Linked DNA regions of Mus musculus: region 2 is linked to region 1. Evidence: chromatin contacts called from ENCODE Hi-C or POLR2A ChIA-PET data. All regions are on one chromosome and are shown on one strand. The core of a region is the stretch at or near the end of the contact, and the rest is flanking DNA. Distances in the headings are between cores, read along the strand shown. Region 1 holds the start of Isg20l2 (interferon stimulated exonuclease gene 20-like 2). Region 2 holds the start of Ttc24 (tetratricopeptide repeat domain 24).

Region 1 (5,988 bases), core at 139-2,638:
AGGATCTTCAAAATGCCATCTACTCTTGAAGTTTCCCCTTTCTTTGGAGGTTCTGAGTTCAACTTAGACACCTTGTTAGGGGGTTGGTTCTTTTTATTCAGAAATCCTTTCTGTTCCAAGAACCTTCGCTTCTTGACAAAGCGTTGATGTTTGGCATTTCCTCCAAATGCCTTTTTCGAAGGTTGCCCAAAGTCTAAATTCAGGAGTATGGTAGACATGAGATCAGTGGATGGTGGGAGGAAGCTGGGAAGAATGGCTCACTGATAGCAAAAGGATGAGAGGCTCATCCTCTGTGGAATCCCATAGTTCAACATGTGGAGGTCTGCAATCAGCCTTGGGGACAAAGTAATCCTGATTCCCGCACCATAGGCCTGAGAGAAAAGAAGATCAGTTCTGGAAGACATAAGTGATAACTTCCACAAGCCCCAAAGCCCGGCTAACTACTGAAGCCTCCACAATTCACCTTTAGGTTGGTCTTAAAAGGGTTATTTCCCTTCTCCGGATCTCTGTGCCATTTTAAAAACTAAAGATGCTGGGGCTGGAGAAACGCCTTAGTAGTTATAACCTTGTTGCTCTCGCAGAGATATTAAGTTCAGTTCCAGGCACCCACGTTGTAGTAGTTCACAGCATCTGTACCTCCAGCTTCAGAAAAAACTAGATGCCTTCCGATCTCTGCAGGCCCCGGGCAATTAAACGATACACATACATAAATACAAACAAAACACTCAGACAAATAATAAATCTAATTACATAAAATGAGGGTGCTGAGGCTGCGGATAAAAAGATGTGGGACCCACGGAGATCGACTCTATCATGTCTATGAAGTCAAAACAAGGGCGTCAGATGAGACTTTTAAGTACCAGTGGTGAGAAGAAACAACACAAATACCCTCTGGATCACCCAGGAATTCTCAGCGTGCTACGAAATGAAGACCAAATCCAGGTGTCGCGCTCCCTCGGCTCCACGTGGGGGCGATCTCCTCACATACCTTACCTGTCTCCCACAGTAAGGACACAGTGGAGGGCCAGCCACCTCGGCCACCACATTCTTGACGATCCACGAACTATTCCCGAACACCCTATACACCTACCTCCAAGTTGGTTCCCCACTAAGATCGCAAGCGTCCGAAGCCGGATGCAGGCGCAGGCGCGCGCCGACGTATGCCGGGACGGCAAGAACGCGGGCGACAACGGGAAGGCGGCCGGCGCGCACGCGCCCGCAGCGCCCCCACCTCAGGCAGCGAGGCCAGCGACTCGGAGTGCGTGAGCAGCGGGAACGGCGGTGGCGGCGGCGGCGGCGTGGGTGGGGGCGGGGGCGGGATGCGCTCCCCGGCCCCTCGGGCCCCGTGGAGGTACAACTCGAAGGTGGTGGGCCGCGGGAAGCGGAACAGAGTGCGCCGGAACCGTGGTCCCACTTCCGGGAGGGAGGGTGGGACCTGCAGCTGACCCCCTCGCCGTAAGCTGGTGCTGGGCGCGCTTCTGTGACGTCTCCGAGTCCCCTGCGGCTGCGCAAATGGCTTGGCCCAGTGGAAGTCGTGACGTTGGGCAAGTGCGCCTTGTTCTAAGGATTTGTAATAGGACGGGATCGCCCTGAGAGGTGTCGTCGGGCGGGTTCGGAGTTCTTGCTTTGCGTCGGGCGTGCAGAATTGAGTCCGGTTTGGGTTGCATGGTTTCGTGGTACCGACCTTGTGTCTCCTCACCTCCTCCCTCCTTGCACCGACATTTCACGCCACAGGATGCGGGGCGTTTCAGCCCATGGCCTCTCGCATGAGGAGAGAAGGCAACTGGCTGTGGACCTCACCCGCGTCCTAGCTCACTACCGTTCCATCCTGGACGCCTACATCATCGTGAGGCCACCGGGCTGAGGGCGGGGTGCTTCTTGGGGGGCGGGGGGTGAATAGGAGCCCACTGCAGAGAAAATGTGGAGACAGCTTTTATCTCTTCCTAATAAGGAACGCGTTGACTACTAGAATACTTTTCACCCAGCCTTCTGACTCTAATACTTAAGTTTTGTTTGTTTCATTTGAAACCCCACAACCAACATTTGGCCATGCTACAGTTGCATAGAAACATACGAGAAACGAGATGTTCCATAGGATATCCTCCACTAAAGGCAATAAAGAGTGGGTTGGGGAAGAGGAAGTGCTTGGCCAAATGTGGTGTACCCTTGTAATCCTGTCACCTAAGAAGTAGATGCAGGAGAATCGGGAGTAAAAGGTTCCCCTGGGCTACAAAACAAGTTCTAGGGCAGCCTGGACTGGACGATGTTACTTTAAAAAAGGAGGGGAGGGAAACAAAACAGGGCAGACATACATAAAGTTACCTTTCTGTAATCTCGCCCCTCAGAAGACTAAGGCAGAATTGTCTTGACTTGCAGCCAGCTTAACGAGTGTTGAGACATGTCTCATTTCCCCCCAACTCCCCCCCACACACACAGAAGAGCACCAGCAAGGCTTGTGGGTGGGGTGATTCTCAACCTTCGTGATCCTACATCCATCCATTTAGTACAGTTCCTCATGTTGTGATCTCCAACTATAAAAGTATCTTTTGTTGCTACTCTGTAACTGTAATTTTACTACTGTTATGAATCGTAAATACCTGATATGCGGGATAGCTGAAGTGTGAACCCCCAAAGAGGTCCCAACCTACAGGTTGAGAACCGCTGTTTTAGGGTAAATGTTTGTCTAGGACTAACAAGATGGCTATGTGGTTAAAAGCATTTTTGTTTGTTTGTTTTTTGTTTTTTCGAGACAGGGTTTCTCTGTATAGCCCTGGCTGTCCTGGAACTCACTTTGTAGACCAGACTGGCCTCGAACTCAGAAATCCACCTGCCTCTGCCTCTGGAGTGCTGGGATTAAAGGCATGCGCCACCACGCCCACGCCCGGCTTCCTAACAAGGCTTTTAATTGCTCCTTAATTAGTTCATTATTTTCAGATGGGTACTCACTATGTTGAAATATCTCATGGAGATATTCTGGCCTTTGCCACCTGAGTGCTGGGATCCTTTAATAATAGACACCATACCTGGCCCCCACAGCCCCAGAATTTTAAAAGAACAAATGAATGAATTAAAATACACAGCTGTCTGGACCATAAAATAGCAGGTTACTAAATAGTTACCTGTTAATGCTGTGGTGAGATCATGCTAGTGATGCATGATTTAAAAAAAGAAAAGAAAAGAGACATTGGTCATGCTGGAGAGATGGCTTAGGGGTCAAGAGATTTTCCAAAGGACCCAGGTTCAACTTCCAGCACCAACATGGCAGCTCACAACTGTCTTTTAACTTCTGTACTAGGGGATCTAACACCCTCACCCAGACATACATGCAGTCAAAACACCAGTGTATATAAAATAAAAATAAATAAAAATTTAAAAACAACCAACAGACCAAACAAGAAACTAAATGGAGAAAAACAGAAATGAATGGGGTGTTAATAATGAGAGGTGTACATATAGTGCAGTCTGTACCACATGGGTGCTAGTAGAGGCAGGGACAGGCTTGAGAGCTGATACAGATGGACAGGAGATACGGGCATCTTGTCATCTTGGGCACTAGTGCCAAAAAAGGCAGGTGATGAGCTGGAGAGTTGAGATGGGGCTGAGACAATGGGAATAGTTGTAGAGTCCTTCAAACTGCTTGGCTCCTCCTGCAGGAATTTTTCACGGACAGCCTGTGGGGCACACTCCCCCACTCATGGCAAGAAGCACTGGATGGACTGAACCCACCACAGCTGGCCACCCTGCTGCTGGGGATGCCGAGGGACGGGGAGGAAATGAGGTATGTACAAGCCAGAGGAGCCCTGAGATGGGGAATGAGCACTGAGCCATGTATTGAGTCTTGTGTAGATACTCTCAATGGGTCTTCCTGGGCAGCTGGATCATAAGCTGGAACACTCAGGATGTGATTGTGGGCTATTCACTAGCAGCCTGGGCTGGACTATCTCAGGTACAGGTCTGTGTGGCCACTCACCCTGCTGGCCCTGAAGTCCACAGCTTGTGCCCTCGCCTTTACCCGGACACCTGGCTTTCACACCCCATCAGAGTTCCTGGAGAACCCCAGCCAGAGCTCCCGACTAACAGCTCCTTTTCGGAAACATGTCAAGCCCAAGAAGCAGCATGAGATCCGGAGGCTGGGAGAGGTGAGGGGACTGCTGGAGGTTAGACTATGAGAGCCTAGGACTCCTAAAGCTGATAGGTTATGAAGATGCAAATACAGGAACCAGCAACTTCAGAGGTCCCCTTCCTTAGCAAATATGCTAGACCCCTGTCTGTTGGTGCTGAAAGGCTTTCCTGTCATTTTTCTGGGTTGATTGGTAGCTGTGTATGGGTGACCTTTATTCTGTTCACTGCAGTCAATTTTTGGTTTTACAGCCTACAGGGCTTTTGCTTTTGAGTCATTGACTTAAGGGGCAAGCAGTCGAGGCTAGACACCTACCATTATCCTCAGAACTGATTTGACATGTCTTATCGGTGTGATATCCTCAATGTTTCCCTAGCATCTAGGCTCCTACCATCCTTCTGAGTTCTTGCTTCAGGAGTCAGGAGCCAATGCCAAGAAGAAACTTTTGTTTCTTCTTCTTTCAGTTGGTGAAGAAGCTTAGCGATCTCACTGGCTGCACCCAAGTTGTGGATGTGGGCTCAGGCCAGGTGAGCCAGACTCCAGGCAAGGCAAGATTAGCAGGTCGGATGCCCATGGAAGCAAGTGCTGAGAAGTGGGAAGTCAGGGGTAGGGGGTGGATATTAAGCCTTTGATGGAGCCCAGGACCCAGTCATCCACACCCTGGATGACAGGGCACTGAACAATGCTGTCCTCCCTCATGACTCCAGGGCCACCTCTCCCGCTTCATGTCTCTGGGGCTGGGGCTGATGGTGAAGAGCCTTGAAGGGAATCAGAGGCTGGTAAAGAGAGCTCAGCATCTAGACCAGGAGCTCCTGAAGGCTCTGGACAAAATGGAGAAGAGGCACCCAAAGGTAAGCTGCCTTCCTTGCAGCCTGCACTGTTAGGAGCAGGGTGCTTGGCTGGGACTATGGAGTAAGACTCATTTTCTTTCCTAAGTACACTGTAGCTGTCTTAAGATGCACCAGAAGAGGGCGTCAGATCTCATTAAGGATGGTTGTGAGCCACCATGTGGTTGCTGGGATTTGAACTCAGGACCTTAGGAAGAGCAGTCAGTGCTAGTGCTGTTAACCACTGAGCCATCTCTCCAGCTCAAGACTCATTTTCTTTTCTTTTTTTTTTTTTTTTTTAAAGATTTATTTATTGATTATTGTAAGTACACTGTAGCTGTCTTCAGACACTCCAGAAGAGGGAGTCAGATCTCATTACGGATGGTTGTGAGCCACCATGTGGTTGCTGGGATTTGAACTCTGGACCTTCGGAAGAGCAGTCGGGTGCTCTTACCCACTGAGCCATCTCGCCAGCCCAAGACTCATTTTCTACTCCCAGATTTCTCCTTTTTATTTCTGCTGTTTTTTGTTTCTTCCCCAAAGCATCCACACAAGATGCTCAAAGGCACTTTCTAGTTTGTGTAATTTCCATACATGTTCTCATAGTAAACTATGATATGGCCAGATGGGTAATATTATTTGCTGTGCTAGAGATAAAGCCATGACCACCGAGCTGTATCCCTAACCCACAGTCATGTGTTAGACTCATTACCTACAAGGAAGCCAGAAGAACTGGGATACCGATCAGTAGTGGCAGGACACTTGCAGAAGCCTTCCTGAAGCCCTGGGTTCCATCCCTAGCACCACCAGAAGAAAAAGGGAGCTGGGCAGTGGTGGTGGCACATGCCTTTAGTCCCAGCACTTGGGAGGCAGAGGCAGGTGGATTTCTGAGTTCAAGGCCAGCCTGGTCTAAAGAGTGAGTTCCAGGACAGCCAGGGCTACACAGAGAAACCCTGTCTCGAAAAACCAAAAAAAGGAAAAAAAGAAAAAGGGAAACTAAGTTAGGTATGGTGGTACGTGCCAGTATTTCCACCACTGGGG
Region 2 (6,613 bases), core at 2,921-5,420, 150 kb before region 1:
ACTTTGCAACTGTTGGAATTACTGGAGTGCGCTGCCAAACCGGCCCTCCGGGTTCTGCATTTTAAAAAAGCGTCCAGGTGATCAGGCGTCAAGTCATTTGGGAGGCAGCGTCTCAATGCGGAATCCCGTCCCGTGGCACTTTTTGGCAAATACAGTAACTGCTGAGTTTTAAGGGGCCATTTAGATCATCTAGACTCCTCCACCCTGGAGCCCCAGAAACTGGGAAAAAGGGAGTGCGCCCTTTGAAGGGTTTGCAGCTCAGTTACCTGGAGCACACTTCGGCGAATTCCCGGGGGAGCAGTGCTCCGGGCAGCCAATCCCGCGAAAACCAAGCCCCGCCAGCAGCACCCCGCTCCACCCTCAGATCCTTCCCGCACTCACAGGCTGTCCGAGCTCGGCCTGCCGCGCACGGCTCCATGTTCCTTCTCCTGCCAGTTTTGAATCTCCCGCCGCTGGGACACCACCCCTCACTGCGGTCACGCCGGGATGGGACGCTTCCCGTTCGTGCCGCAGGGAACCCTGGGTTTTGTAGTTCCTCTTAGAGATCGTGAGCTAGCTTAGGTCAGTTTCTTGATTTGCTTTCTCTAAGGCCCCGCTGCTCATCTGGCTTTTTAACAAATAGTCCTTGCAGCTGCCCTTCCTTTCACTAACCTGTCCTACTTCCTATAGAATTCCTGGGCCTCCCTGTGTGCTATTTGGTGTTTTACTCTGAACTAGATGACAAATGCAGGGATATACATGTTCTAGACTAGTGCTGTTACAGCAACAACAGATAGCACAGTCAAAAGCTTGGAGGTCTATGCCGCACAGAGGGAAAGATCCACTGCAGTGGAGGCAGAGACCTTCCTAGTGAAGGCTTCAGCTGATCTTGAGCAGGACAGAAAAACAGATTAATTAAAAGGGTGTGGGAAGGGAAAGGAGGTCCCGCCACCATGGAGTCTGGTTGAAATCGCCAGCTAAGGGTTGGGGCTGGAGAGATGGATCAGCGGTTAAGACCACGGGCTGCTTTTCCAGAGAATTCGGGTTCAATTCCCCGCATCCATATAATAGCTTACAACTGTCCCAACTACAGCCTCAGGGGGTCCGACATCCTCACACAAACATACATGCAGGCAAAACACCAATGCACATAAAATAAAAGTAACTAAATAAGTCATTTTAAAAAAAAAGAGAGATGGCTCAGCAGTTAAGAGCACTGACTGCTCTTCTGAGCCACCAACCACATGGTGGCTCACAACCATCCATAATGAGATCTGATGCCCTCTTCTGGTGTGTCTGAAGGCAGCTACAATGTACTTACATATAATAAATAAATAAATAAATAAATAAATCTTTAAAAGAAAAAAAAAAAAAACTTCTCCTGGAGTGGCACATTCTTTTAATACTAGGGGAGGCAGAGGCAGGAAGATCTCTGTGAGTTTGAGGCCAACTCTGGTCCACAGAGCAAGTTTCAGGACAGTCAGGGCTACACAGAGAAACAGGGTCTTGAAAAACAAACAACAAACAAAAGACTTCCTACACAACTAACAAAGTCAATGTGAAGATTATTTATAGAGATAATATTCCTTCTATACAGAAATATTTCAAATGACACAATATGAGGAATAAATATGACAACACTTTATACACATATATGAAATTGCTCCTTTTCTCCATTTTGTATACTCCAGGGTCCCCTGTCCAGGGAATGGCCCCACCCACAATTAAAAAGGGTCTACCTAATCAATTAACATGGCCAAGATAATCTCTCACAGGCAAGCTCTTTTTTTTTCTTTTTTCTTTTTTGTAATAGTGAAGGACTGGCTATAGATCCTCTTTGAGTGTCTGGTAGAATTCGTCTGTGAATCCATCTGGCCTTGGATTCTTTATTTAGCTCCTCTTGTCTCTCTAACTTCTGGAGCCATTCTTTCTGATCCTTTAATACAGGCATCTTATAGATTCCCCCTGTAGGGCTGCTTTCCATGTGTGCCAGAGGTGTCCTTGGTTTAGTTACAGGGAGATTGATTGATTGATTGATTTCTTCATTAACTCCAGTGATGAGTTGTTAAATCTCCATGAGTTTGCATATTGACTAGAAATTTTTGGTGTCAATTTCAAGTTTTATTGCATTGTGTTCTGATAGGATATAAGGAGTTATTTCCATCTTCCTGAATATATAAAGACCTGTTTTGTGTCCCAGATATGGTCTACTTTAGAAAAGTTTCCATGCCTGGCTGAGTGGAATGTTCTGTAGATGTCTGTTAAGTCCATTAGATGTATGATGTCAATGAATTGTGTTTCTGTTTATTTTTTGTCCAGATGACACAAGAAGGGTACTGAAATCAGCTATTAATGGATTGAAGATAATTTGTCTTTAAATACAGTAGTAGACTTTTAAAAATGAAATTGGGCACCGCAGAGCTGGGTTTAGAATAGTGACATCTCTTTGGTTAATTGTCCCTTTGGTTAGGATGAAGTGTCCCCCTTATCTCTTTTGACTTGTTTTAGTTTGAGGTGTTTTGTCAGTTATTAGGATATTGATACCTGCTTCTTCCTGGTTCTGTTTGATGGAGTACTTTGTCCACCCTTTTAGCAGTGCCTATCTTTACAGCTAAGATGCATTTCTTGGCAGTAACAGATAGATGGATTTGGGGAGTTTTGTTTGATTATTTTTAAATTTTATTTATTTTATTTATAAGAGTACACTGTAGCTGTCTTCAGACACACCAGAAGAGGGTGTCAGATCTCATTACAGATGGTTGTGAGCTACCATGTGGCTGCAGAGAATTGAACTCAGGACCTCTGGAAGAGGAGTCAGTGCTCTTAACCACTGAGCCATCTCTCTAGCCCCTGGCTTTTGTCAGTCTGTGTCTTTTGAAGAGTTGATTCCACTGGCATTTAAAGTTATCATTGAAATGTATGTGTTAATCGTGACCACGTTGATTGTTGGTGCTGCTTGTATTGTCAGTGATGTGGAAGGAGATTCGAGGACATGGTGGGTGTGGCACTGAAGGGAACTGGATGCTGGTTCAGAATGACAGAGGATCTGGGAGAGAGCCCCTTAGGACCTTGGCTGAGAACACTTTCAGGCCCTCCCACCCCCGCCCCCTATTTTCCTCAAGGAAAGCCTACTGAGTATGGGACCACTCTGTGGCCTACTTGGCCTGGACAGGCTGTGCTAGCACCTCTGAAAGCCAGGCCAGAGCAGAAGCTTCAGCCTGTCTGGAGCTCAGAGATGGCCCTGGGTGCCAGGCCTGCGCAAACGCCTGTGTTGCAACTATGGTCAGTGCATCTACTTCAGGAGTCTGTTTCTGGCAATGGCCCTTCTACTTAAAAAGGCTTTTTCCTAGGCAAATGGGGAAAGGGGCAAATTTCGTTTAGTTGCAGCCACTGGTGGTAGGTTCATGGGTTGGTGAGCTGGTGAGTTAGAGATTCCTGGTGATTGTGGGGCCTCCTGTCCTCTCATTAAACACATCAAACAGAACCTGGAGTTTACAGAGTTTACAGTGCACTCATATACATAAAATAAATAATAATTTAAAAAAAAAAAAGCTTGTAGTCACCCCCTGTAGCAGATGGAGTTCTTTGGTCTGTCATGTCTCTCTCTGAAAGGGAGAGACGGAGCAGGGCTTGGTGGCACAATCTGTGATCCCAGCACTCAGGAAGGAAAGAAGGAAAGAAGATCACCACAAGAACCTACCTTAGAATTAAATTAAATTAAGAAGAGAGGATGGGGGCTCAGTGGTTAAGAGCACTGACTGCTCTTCCAAAGGTCCCGAGTTCAAATCCCAGCAACCACATGGTGGCTTGCAACCATCTGTAATGAGATCTGACACTCTCTTCTGGGGTGTCTGAAGACAGCTACAGTGTACTCACATATAATAAATAAATCTTAAAAAAAAAAAAAAAAGAAGAGAGGATGGGAAAGAACAGATGACTGTCTCATGGTAGTTTGATATATTATTTGAAGGAACTGGAAGGTGTGTCCGCAGGGATGGGGCAGCCAAGCAGGAAGGGAAACAGGTCTTAGGTGACTATGTCTGAGCACCATTAGGGTCCTCCACTAAGATAGGTTACCACAGCTGTCACTCGAAGGATTACCTGGGAGGAAAGGAGAGTGCCAGGTGTCTGGTAACACAGTTCTGCGCTCAAGGCTGCTGGGAAGTAACCTAAGCCAGCAGAACCATTCCAGAAGGCCACTGTGGAGAAAACAGGACAGACAGAGGTAAGAGGTCCTGGAGTGGGGTCCCCAAGACTGTGCAGGGGACAGTCCGGAGCCTCAAGGTGACAGCCTGGAGTGCCTCAAGGTGGGGAGCCTTATGAAGTCGGGATTTTATGTGTTTTCAGAAGCAACTCTTTCTAGTTTTCCCTCCCACCCTCCCTTCCTCCCTCCCACCCTCCCTTCCTCCCTCTCATCCTCTCTCCCTTTTCTCCACCACTAAGCCAAATCCCCAACTCCAGAGAAAATATCTTTGAAAAGCAGAAACCCTTTTGCCCCCTCTCTGTAAAAGAGAAAAAGTGGGGGTTGAGGGGGGGGTCGTTTTTCGGCTTTTTTTTTTTTTTTCAGTTTCCTGGGAAGAGAGGCAGTCCAGGAGAAATGTGCTGATGAGAAGAATCTATCTGAACTTAAGAGTTCTCTGGGGACCAAGGCGGGAACCGACTGGCAGAAAGTAGAGGAGACAATAGGAAGGGCACAGTCAATGCACACAGACGCCTCCTGGACATCAGCCTCTTCCTAACTCAGTGTCTGTTCAGCTTTGAGTGCCCGGGGCTAGTACAGCTCCTGCCACCGCTGGAGGTGGCTGTGCTGAATTCCCGTTGGTTTATAAAGCAGCAGCACGTAGGTCACAAGGCCTTGTGTAAGAGGTGAGGGGAAGCCCTGTGTATCCTGTTTGGGTTTTGTAACCCTGCTGTCCTGGACTCACTATGCAAACCAGACTGGCCTTGAACTCCCAGAGATCTGCCTGTCTTTACATCCTGAGTTGGGATTTTAAAGGTGTGTGACAGCCTTTTGTTTGTCTGTTTTGTTTTGACGGAGATGCTGGCGCTCAGATAAGCTGAGAAGACAGCTCTGAGTACTTTTTGATCTTGCAGAGACCTGAGTTCAGGTCCCAGCACCCACACCGGGCAGCTCGTAACCAAGGATGACCTCAGCTCCATGGGATTCAAAGCCTCTGGTGCACATAACCACATGTGCTCATGTACACACAATTCAAAATAACAAAAATGAGCCCTTTAGATGTTGACTAAAGAGGACCATAATCCCCAGGGAATGACAGATGGGGTGCACAGTTGAGTTCATATAGTGTCACAGAAGTGGACCTTTGAAGATGATTTTAAATTGTGTGTGTGTGTGTGTATATATATATACATATATGTATATATATATATATGTATATAAAACATACATATACATATGTATACACATATACATACATATATATATGTATACATACACATACACACACACACACACATATATATATATGCTTTTCTTATTGCTGGTCTTCCTTTCCCCTGCCCTGAAATAGGGGTTTTCTGTATATCTCTGGTTATCTAGAAGAGCAGGCTGGCCTAGATCTCAGAGGTCTACCTGCCTCTGCCTCCTGAATTCTAGGATTAAAGGTCTGTGCCACCACACCAGGCTTAAGATATTTTATTTTTAAAATGTGTATGTGTATAGGTGTATGTCAGTTCAAGTGCCTGCAGAAGCCACAAGGGTGAGTCACTTCTGTGACTCAAATTTTAAAATTCACTAACCTTTTAAAGAGAGTTTTGTTGTTGTTGTTGCTGTTGTTTTAAGAGTGTGTGTGTGTGTGTGTGTGTGTGTGTGTGTGTGTGTGTGAGTGTGTGTGTTGCCGGGCATGGCAGTGCACGCCTTTGATCCCAGCACTCGGGAGGCAGAGGCAGGTGGATTTCTGAGTTCGAGGCCAGCCTGGTCTACAAAGTGAGTTCCAGGACAGCCAAGACTATACAGAGAAACCCTGTCTTGAAAAACCAAAAAAAAAAAAAGAGAGAGAGAGAGAGAGAGTGTGTGTGTGTGTGTGTGTGTGTGTGTGTGTGTGTGTATGCATGTGTGTGTATGCGTGTGTGTATACCAAAAACTTTGGATTTCCTGGAGTTACAGTTACAGGTAGTTGTGAGCAAGCTGTCTGACCTGGATTCTGGAAACCAAATTCAGGATCTCTGGAAAAAGCAGAGTTAATTAGGCTTAATTACTAAGTCATCTCTCCAGCCCTCTTAAAAAATATTTTTATTTTATGTGTATGGCTGTTTTGCTTGCATGCATGTCCATGCACCGAGTGCATATGATGCCCTCAGAGACAAGGAGGAGTTGGATCTCCTGGAACTGGAATTACAGGTGATTGTCAGTCACCTTGTGGGCGCTGGGATCCAAACCTGAACCCTTTGCTAGAGCAACAAGTACTCTTAACTGCTGAGCCAGTGCTCCGGCCCCAACCCTTTAGTAAACTTTCATTAAAGATCTAATGCCTTCAACTCATTCCCAGGCCAGTGACAGACTGTGATAAACAGAGCATCTGGTGCAGATCAGTGTTGAGTGCTTGCCTTGAAAGTTGGGTTCAATCTCCAATGCTGGGAGTAGACATTAGGGGAAAGACTTAGGGAGGAAGAA

What was found. A loop is a pair of places that touch in the nucleus more often than their neighbours do. ChIA-PET counts read pairs that join two places held with the same protein, here RNA polymerase II (POLR2A).
Region 2: a loop to region 1 is called in a map of gastrocnemius, with 2.2 times the contacts of the local background. The contact joins the promoter of Ttc24 here to the promoter of Isg20l2 in region 1. A Hi-C loop is called at or near these places in 13 of 37 maps with a recorded cell type or tissue (Patski, adrenal gland, gastrocnemius and 2 more). POLR2A ChIA-PET finds 5 or more read pairs at or near these places in 1 of 5 experiments (Patski).

What each region holds. Positions count from the first base shown.
Region 1 is chr3:87,925,714-87,931,701 of GRCm38, reverse strand. It overlaps Isg20l2 (interferon stimulated exonuclease gene 20-like 2), which reads right to left and starts at 1,388. Exons shown (of 4, transcript NM_177663.4): 1 at 1,091-1,388; 2 at 1-371. The coding sequence starts at 218. Rrnad1 (ribosomal RNA adenine dimethylase domain containing 1) reads left to right here and starts at 1,507. Exons shown (of 8, transcript NM_153562.4): 1 at 1,507-1,846; 2 at 3,654-3,778; 3 at 3,947-4,139; 4 at 4,585-4,647; 5 at 4,828-4,971. The coding sequence starts at 1,736.
Region 2 is chr3:88,075,861-88,082,473 of GRCm38, reverse strand. It overlaps Ttc24 (tetratricopeptide repeat domain 24), which reads left to right and starts at 4,170. Exons shown (of 10, transcript NM_172526.3): 1 at 4,170-4,204. Iqgap3 (IQ motif containing GTPase activating protein 3) reads right to left here and starts at 423. Exons shown (of 38, transcript NM_001033484.1): 1 at 382-423. The coding sequence starts at 418.